2 separate regions of the Homo sapiens genome follow, and region 1 is linked to region 2. Evidence: chromatin loops called from intact Hi-C (ENCODE). Cell type or tissue: Caco-2. All regions are shown on one strand. Links, peaks and the distances in the headings refer to the core of each region. The heading gives the core; the rest is flanking DNA.

What was found. Hi-C counts contacts between places; a loop is a spot of excess contacts. Peaks named below come from ENCODE experiments on the same cell type or tissue, not always from the same donor. Only the 100,000 strongest peaks of a DNase experiment are listed, where the experiment ranks them.
Region 1: a loop joins it to region 2, with 3 times the contacts of the local background. A loop is called at or near these places in 1 of 110 quality-filtered maps.

What each region holds. Positions count from the first base shown.
Region 1 is chr11:77,956,628-77,961,018 of GRCh38, reverse strand. INTS4 (integrator complex subunit 4) reads left to right here. Exons shown (of 23, transcript NM_033547.4): 5 at 1-66; 6 at 628-678; 7 at 2,185-2,273. Among named protein-coding and RNA genes, the nearest start is that of INTS4, 36 kb to the left of the region's middle. In Caco-2, for the core only: no CTCF peak of the experiment used is centred there; DNase peaks (open chromatin) are centred at 1,948 and 2,238.
Region 2 is chr11:78,043,868-78,048,258 of GRCh38, reverse strand. The region is part of intron 1 of NDUFC2-KCTD14 (NDUFC2-KCTD14 readthrough); the gene reads left to right. It also overlaps a transcript of KCTD14 not described here. Among named protein-coding and RNA genes, the nearest start is that of THRSP, 18 kb to the left of the region's middle. RefSeq lists a silencer at 1,781-2,020. In Caco-2, for the core only: a CTCF peak has its summit at 1,894 (motif pointing right); DNase peaks (open chromatin) are centred at 1,878 and 2,276; H3K4me3 peaks cover 796 bases.

The sequences.
Region 1 (4,391 bases), core at 265-4,264, 87 kb after region 2:
AAGATTATAGGGGATTACTTCAGTGACCAAGACCCACGTGTCAGAACAGCAGCTATAAAAGCCATGGTAAATGTGATTATGGAAACTAGTTGGGGCTAGTGTTCATTTTTGTTTTTTAAGTTTATAGCTAGTGCTGCCTTGGATACATTGTAAATTCTTCAGCATATACTTTCAGGAGGGTATTGGTGGTGGCCTCGCAGAACTCAGTGACACACATTCCTGTATACAAGTGTGCTTTTTTGGCTTTCTCTGGTAGCTTTCATGTGTATTTATGAAACATGGAAAGCACAATAGGAACCTGTTATAATTCCTTCGACTTGGAGGCATATGACTTGGTATGATATTATAATAGGGGGAGGTGGTGTTAATCATTTTTTCTTTAGGCTTCATATCATTATTTCATATTTTTCTAATACCTTCTTGGGACAGTCCATGGGTTAGATTTGTGAAATGCTTGAATGCTCCTATTGAAAGACGACAAGGTTTCTTATTTATATAGCACTAATTTTGGCTAAAAGGAACCATGTTAGCCTGATACAATAGGGGAAAATATGTGAGATTGTGGGGAGACATTGGAAATATTGCTCTTTTCCTCCCAAGCACTTAAACTATATATTTATTATCTAGTTGCAGCTCCATGAAAGAGGACTGAAATTACACCAAACAATTTATAATCAGGTACCTTATATGATTACTGTCTGGAAGGGGTTGGAGGTATCATGAAGCTGGGAGGGCGGCACACAGGTTCTCAGAATTTGAAAACGTAAGGACTTCGCTAGTTAATAGTGGCAGCGTTGATTGGGATGGATGTGAAGTCATATTCAAAACATACTTTTCAGGAAGAGAATGGAGGTTATGTAATTAAATAGCGCTAGTACATGTGAAAAGGACTTTTAGGAGGATTTACAAAGTTCAGTATGAGAATGAGAGTACCTGAAGAAAAGTGTAGCATTTAGAATAAGGAACGTGTTAGTCTTTCTGATCACTGTTTGGTTGGGCCGTACATGAACTCATTTCTGGGCACCACACTTCACAAACTAGAGTGTGTCTGGAGAAGGGTGACCAAGACCGTAGGATCATATAAAAAAAAAGTCACATGCATGTAGTAGTAGTGGTAAAGAAAGGTATAATGAAGTTGTGGAAAAGCTGATTGATGGCCAACCAAAAGGCCTTATGAGGCTGTATTTCTCTTGGAGGATAATTGACTGAATCTGGTAAAAGGAATCTAAATCCACGTTCAGAGATTAGGTTTTGTTAGCCTGCCAAGAGTGGTTTTATCTCTCATGGGAAGAAGATAATTAGCCAAGCCCCATCACAGATGTGTAAACCAAGTTTATTCCTCTATTGAATGAAGTAGAATGGGTCCAGAATGCTTGTGGTGGTGTGACCATCGCCTTCTTTTTCTATAAGAAAACTATGTGGGAAGCCAAATAATTCAAAGGAAACTTGGATCGTAAGGACTCAGAGGAAGGGAAGTTAGTTGGCTGATTCAGATGTTTGGTGGCGTAAGACTCTGTTAGTAATCTAGGCAAGCAGTAATGACAGCATCAAGGGAGTGAGGATGGACTGATAGTGTAGAATTTAAGATATAAGGTAGAATTTGCTTCCTTAATGAGTTCAGGTTTGCGTGTGTTGAGTATAAAAGTTTGATGGGACATCCATGAAGAGAATTCCAGCCATAAGTAGTTATAAAGGCCTGGAGATCAGGAGAAATCAGAGCTAAGGGTAGGTATTCAAAGCCATCAGTATTTAGGGAGTATGGGGCTACCCAGAAAGAGTGAGTGGATTGAAACAGAGGCCAGTGATTTCAGACCAAGGTAAACAGAAGTGTGTGCTTTGATTTTTACAGGGGGAGGAAAAAGCCATAATTGGTGTTTGAACCTGTGAGAACAGTACTGTTTGCTCCCAGCATGCTTTGCTGGGTTTGATCTGTTCTAGATGTTTTTATGCTGTCAGTCTGTGATTCTCCTTTCAGACATGGGGTAGGGTGCATAGTCAGAATACAGCCAGAGCAGCTGACAGAGGTCAAGATTCATTTTTAAGCAAAGATTCCAGAAGTTAAAACCACACACAAGTGTTTTACTGGGCATCCTTATCCAACCACCCTATCTTCACTTTGAAAATAGTTTAAACATTGCCTGAGAGGACACAGAACTAATAGACTTTTGGAATTCTTCTTTGCAGGCCTGTAAATTACTCTCTGATGACTATGAACAAGTGCGCAGTGCTGCAGTCCAGCTTATCTGGGTCGTCAGTCAGCTCTATCCTGAAAGGTCAGTGTGGGTGTAAGCTGGCTTTTGTTGATTGTGAAGCCGTTTTCCTCTCCTCTCACCATGCAAAAAGCCCACTTCTAGAAAAGAAATGTTGGTTACATTTTTGGAAGGCAATGGGGAATAAGGGAAAAGCACAGGCCCTGAAAATCAGATTGCCTGGTCCTCATTTTTCATCTCTGATAGGAACTTTCTGTACACTTTGGAAAGATACTTCACTTCTTTTATCCTAACCTTCTCATCCATAAGTGAAGAAATTGGAATATCTTTCTTAAATGGTTTTCAGTACTTTACAAAAAAATCTTTAAAATTGTTTGGGACCCATTTTAGTTTGGCTTGTGCCAAATGCCAGATAAAGATACCAGATGAGTTTGAGAATAATGATCTCTTATGTAGTTTTCCTGGTTAAAAATATTTTCACAGCAATTAAATTAACCACAGTGATTCTTTGAGGAGGTAGGCAATATTATTTATTATATTTTGTAAGATAGAATATTATATTTATAAATGTTTATTTATCTTTTATTTATAAATATTTATAGAATATTTTATTTTTCCTTGTATAGGAAAAAGGGGTGTTTTTTCCTGTTCATTAAACTGCCAGAATTTGAAAACCAGAATGAATTAATAAACCTGTAGGAGTAGGCTCCATTTGTAGTGTTTTAGGACTTAGACACATACAAAGAAAAGGGCTAACTGGAAATTGTGTCTTCTTTTAGGACTGGATTGATAAGTAAGTTTTATATTGATTTATTCTGAGATTTACTGTATTTATAGAAGTTCAGTCTGGACACGGTGGTGCCTGTAATCCCAGCACTTTCGGAGGCCGAGGTGGGCGGATCACCTCAGGTCAGGAGTTCAAGACCAGCTTGGTCAACATGGTGAAACCTCGTCTCTACTAAAAATACAAAAATTAGCCGGACATGGTGGCACACGCCTGTAATCCCAGCTACTAGGGAGGCTGAGGCAGGAGAATCGCTTGAACCTGGGAAGTGGAGATTGTGGTGAGCTGAGATCACACCACTGCACTCCAGCCTGGGTCACAGAGCAAGACACTTTCTCTCAAAAAAAAAAAAAAAAAAAAAGAAGTTCAGTTACAGAAGATAATAAACTTAAGGATATGAAATATTCGGTGGAAGCTAGTTTTTGATAATTTCATAAATCTTTGAACCTTTGGTGGGTTACGTACTTTTTTTTTTAAGGCAGGGTCTTGCTCTGTGGCCCAGGCTGCAGTGCAGTGATGTGATCTCGGCTTACTACAACCTCCAACTCCTGGGTTGAAGCAATTCTCATGCCTGAGCCTCCCAAGTAGCTGGAATTACAGTCGCGCACCACCACACCCAGCTCATTTTTTGTACTTTTAGTAGAGATGAGGTTTTGCCATGTTGGGTAGGCTGGTCTTGAACCCCTGGCTTCAGGTAATCTGCCCGCCTCAGTATCTCAGTGTGCTGGGATTACACGCCTGGCTGAACCTTTGGTGGGTTACACACTTTTATTCAATACATTGAAAATTTGCACCTGGTTGCAGTGACTCAGCCCTGTAATCCTAGCACTTTGGGAGGCTGAGGCGGGTGGATTGCTTGATCTCAGGAGTTTGAGATCAGCCTGGGCAACATGGTGAACCATCTCTACTAAAAATATAAAAAATTAGCTGGGTGTGGTGGCATGCTTTTGTAGTCCCGGCTACTCAGGAGGGTGAACTGGGAGGATCACCTGAGCCCAGGAAGTTGACACTGTGGTGAGCAGTGCTCACGCCACTGCACTCCAGCCTGGGCGACAGAAGTGAGACCCTGTCTCAAAAAAAAGCATAATTTGCAATGCAACTGAAAGAGTTGGTTTGTACTCCCAGAGTGATTTGTTTATTCCAAACTGTATTTAATCATTCTAGGATTTGAACTATTCAATTATCATTTTTGTGTGTGTCAGTCTTCATTGACTGTTCTCAGTTTATTGAGCCTGCAGCCTTACTTACTTATGTATTTATTTGTTTATTATTATTATTATTATTATTATTATTATTATTATTATTATTATTATTTTTTGAGATGGAGTCTCGCTCTGTTGCCCAGGCTGGAGTGTAGTGGCACTATCTTGGATCACTGCAACCTCCACATTCCAGGT
Region 2 (4,391 bases), core at 160-4,159:
CTCACTGCAACCTCTGCCTCCTAGGTTCAAGTGATTCTCCTGCCTCAGCCTCCCGAGTAGCTAGGATTACAGGCGTGAGCCATCACACCCAGCTAATTTTTGTATTTTTAGTAGAGACGGGGTTTCACCATGTTGGTCAGGCTGGTCTGGAACTCCTGACCTCAGGTGATCTGCCTGCCTCGGCCTCCCAAAGTGTTGGGATTATAGTCATGAGCCACTGCACCTGGCCTGTTTTGTTTTTTTTGAGTCAAGATCTCACTCTGTCACCCAGGCTGGAGTACAGTGGCATAATCACGGCTTGCTGTAGCCTCAACTTCCCAGGCTCAAAGGATTCTCCCACCTCAGCCTTCCCGAGTAGCTGGGACTACCGGCATGTGCCACCAAGTCCAGCTAATTTTTTTATTTCTTGTAGAGACAAGAAATATAATTTGGCTGGGCACAGTGGCTCACGCCTGTAATCCCAGCACTTTGGGAGGCCGAGGCAGGTGGATCATGAGGTCAGAAGATCGAGACCATCCTGGCTAACATCGTGAAACCCCGTCTCTACTAAAAATACAAAAAATTAGCCAGGTGTGGTGGCAGGCGCCTGTAGTCTTAGCTACTCGGGAGGTTGAGGCAGGAGAATGGCGTGAACCCAGGAGGCGGAGCTTGCAGTGAGCTGAGATTGTGCCACTGCACTCCAGCCTGGGCAACAGAGCGAGACTCTGTCTCAAAAAAAAAAAAAAAAAAAGAAATATAAGTTTCGTCACATTGTCCAGGCTGGTCTTGAACTCCTGGCCTCAAGTGATGCCCCTACCTCAGCCTCCAAAAGTGCTAGGATTACAGCCATGAGCCACCGTGCCTGGCCAGGATATAGTATATTTAATAAAATATATACCTATTAAAATTTTTCTGGCTGGGTATGGTGGGCTGTAATCCTAGCACTTTGGGAGGCCTGGGTAGGAGGATTGCTTGAGGCCACGAGTCTGACACCAAGATGGGTGACATAGTGAGAGGCCCCATCTCTACTAAAAAATATTTTTGCAACCTGGGCAGCATAAAGAGACCCCATCTCTACAAAAAATTTAAGTTAGCTGGGTGTGGTGGCATGCGCCTATGGTCCCAGCTACTCAAGAGGCTGAGGCAGGAGGATTGCTTGTGCCCAGGAGGTCAAGGCTGCAGTTAGCCGTGATCATTGCCACAGCACTCCAGCCTGGGCTACAGAGCAATGCGCTGTCTCAAAAAAACCCCCAAAATTATGATTTCATGTATCTGTATATTCTTTATACCTACACAGGTAGTAAACACAAACTTAAACGTTGGAATGAAAAAGCAAATTGAAGGAGCCATCTGGGTGGAGGGAGGGGAAAAAAGGAAGCGTACATGAGTACTTTATATTCATTAGGTCTTATTTCCCAAGCTTAGTAATGGCTACATGAATATTTATATATTCATCATCTAATATTTTTGAATAGATTAAGTACTTATAACAACAGAAAAGGAAAAGTGAGAAATGTTTTCTAGGAATAAATGCAAGCCTCAGCAAAAGTTCAGAGGCATGAAATAGCAAGATACATACATACATATATACTGATGATTCTCCAGCATGCCTGCACTCTCTCCCAAACTCCACCATAACTTCCAAATCTTTGCTCACCTCTTCCTAACCTCGCCCCCTTAAGTCCAGCCTCAGCCCCCGCGCTGACATTTTCGCCAGATCAGCCCCCTTCCCCTTTAGGATAGGCTCTCCTCTCATTGCAAGGTGCGCCTCTTATCGTGGGTGGCTCAATCCATGCATGTATGCCTGTCCCCAAAGAACTGCAAACTCTGGGAAGGTTGGACTCCCAGCCCCAGGCTCAGGGCTCCGGTTCAGGCGGGGCCCCCGCCGTCGCGGCTCCGGCCAGCAGAGGGCGCTGCCGGGCAGGCCCAGGCCTGGAGTGGCGGGGACCCTGGCCTCCCGCCAACACGCGAGCTTTCCGGCTCACAATTGTCAAATCCTCTCATCTTTCCAAGACACCCTCACCACATAGACAGCGTCGATGTTCTGTAGCTGGTTTACTAAAGGGGCTTGACTTAGCAGGGAAAAGCACTGAGCCGATCTCTTTCTTTCCTGCTCCTGCCCTTGCGAACTGATTCTGTGGACTCCTTTTTTGCTGTTTCTGGGGGAAATCTCGGCAGATCACTCGCTTTTCTCGGAGTCCTCCCCGGTTTACTGTCAGGTAATTCCAGCTTGTGTCTAAGTGCAGGCCATTATTCTGGCAAACGCTCCCCTCCTGAGGCTGCCTCTAACTGGGACACCTGCTGACTGGGGAGAGGACCGGCAGCCTCCCTGCGTCCTCACCCAGCTCTTCTGCTCCTCCTGCCCCTACACAGGCTGCCTCGGACTCTTCCTGGGTGGGGTGGGGGAGAAGCGGTAGGGGCAGCAACGTCTGAGGAGGACCTGAGTACTCTGGGCTTTTGGGAGCACTTTGACGGGCGTTATGAAAACCCTCACATCTCTCCTCAGTAGTACCCTTATAAAGAGGGGCTGTCTCCCCCAGGGCTGCTTATGAAACTGCCTTTGAAAAAACTATAACAGTGAGAAAATTAGGGCCGCAAAAGACATCTGATCTAACCAACCCTCATCTTGCCTTTAACCTCCAAACTGCCTTTGGTCACTCCTGGGTTTAGGCCAAGCTAACTTTGGAAGACATTTAGTTTATAGTTTAAATGATAGCAGCCCTTCTCCAAAACTCAACTGCCTTTGTAAAGCTAATGAAAGACCAACCAGGTCAGGAGGATGTTGAGCCTGAGTTCTGCTAAGGTGCAGACATAAACGATTGCCAACCATTATTCCAGAGGCAGAGGGAAGATATGCAACTTCCCCAATTACTCCTGCAGATAACATCACTATCGTAGAACCTAAGACTGGTACTTTGGGAGGCCAAGGCAGGCAATTGCTTGAGCTCAGGAGTTCAAGACCACTCTGGGCAACATGGCAAACCTTGTCTCTACAAAAAATACAAAAAAATTAGCTGGGCGTGGTGACATGTGTTGGTAGTCCCAGCTACTTGAGGGCGGAGGCAAGAGGATTGCTTGAGCCTGGGAGGTCAAGGCTGCAGTGGGCTGTGTTTGTGCCATTGCCCTCCAGCCTGGGTGACAAAGTGAGACCCTGTCTCAAAAAAAGATCTCAGGAGTTGGGTGAGTGGGCTTGAGCATTCACACCTACGAGGCAAAATGGCACAGCTTAACTTGTGTGTGACCTTCCTCTAGGAACACTTGACTGGTAAGAGAAAAATGCCTGAAATGAGCATGTGAACAATTTCAGTAAACATACTACACATGCGGGCCCCTCCCAAGTGCTGGCAGGCCACTGTGCATGTGGACAGCCCACACCAAGGAAATATCAAGGGAGGGGAGGCGCAAAACCCCGGAAGCATGCCAAGGTGTAAAGCTCCAAGTCCAATGTCAAACCGGACAAGGATCTCTCAAGTCACCTGCTTGGTCCTCTTCCAAGTGTACTTTACTTCCTTTTGTTCCTGCTCTAAAACTTTTTAATAAACTTTCACTCCTGCTCTAAAACTTGCCTTGGTCACTCCCTCTGCCTTATGCCCCTCCGACTAATTCTTTCCTCTGAGGAGGCAAGAATGGAGGTTACTACAGACCCGTACAGATTCACTACTGCTAACAATTTGAGAAATAACTCCGTCTCCTGTGCGGCATGGCTGGCCTTGTGGCAATTAAACTATATCTTTATTACAATGCTGCGTGGTCTCAGTGAATTGGTTTTGTCTGTGCAGTGGGCGGAAGAACCTACTGGGGGTTATACTCACTTACTGCCCCTCAGCTACTACAACCCTCCTCACACCTCCAGTCTCATTCTGCCGGAGTCCCCTCACCCCTAGATAGAAGCTCTCTTCCACCAGGTCCTTTTCAGGAAGATTTTTCTGCGGGGTCCACATGTGGGTCACAGGAAGCACACAGCTGGCAGTGCAGCCCCTTCCTAGCAGCCCCTCCACACCCTGCTAGGTGCCAGGCAGATTCCAGACCCCAGAGTCTCCACCTCCAAGACTCCCCAGATAGTTCTCCTAAAGCCTCGCTCACCTGGTTAGAGGTGAGGGAGAGCAGCGCCCTCTACTCCCTGTTTTGGGGTGTGGGCTGGGGAACAGGCTGAGGGAGCACGTTGACAACTCTGTCCAGAGAAATTTCCCCTCCAGCTTCTGGGGATGTCGCCTCTCTTTGTGGTCAGGAAGTAGGTGAAGAGGTGGGTTTTAACTCTGTTCTCCCTTCTGGGGAATCCTAGGTGGGTGGTCCAGCTTCACTTTAGGATCAGCAACTCTGGCCTTGTTTCTGCCTTTGGGGCCTCAGCTGAAATTCTGAGCCTACTGGAAAGTCTTCATTTACATTGTATTAGTTTCCAGACTTTCCCTAAG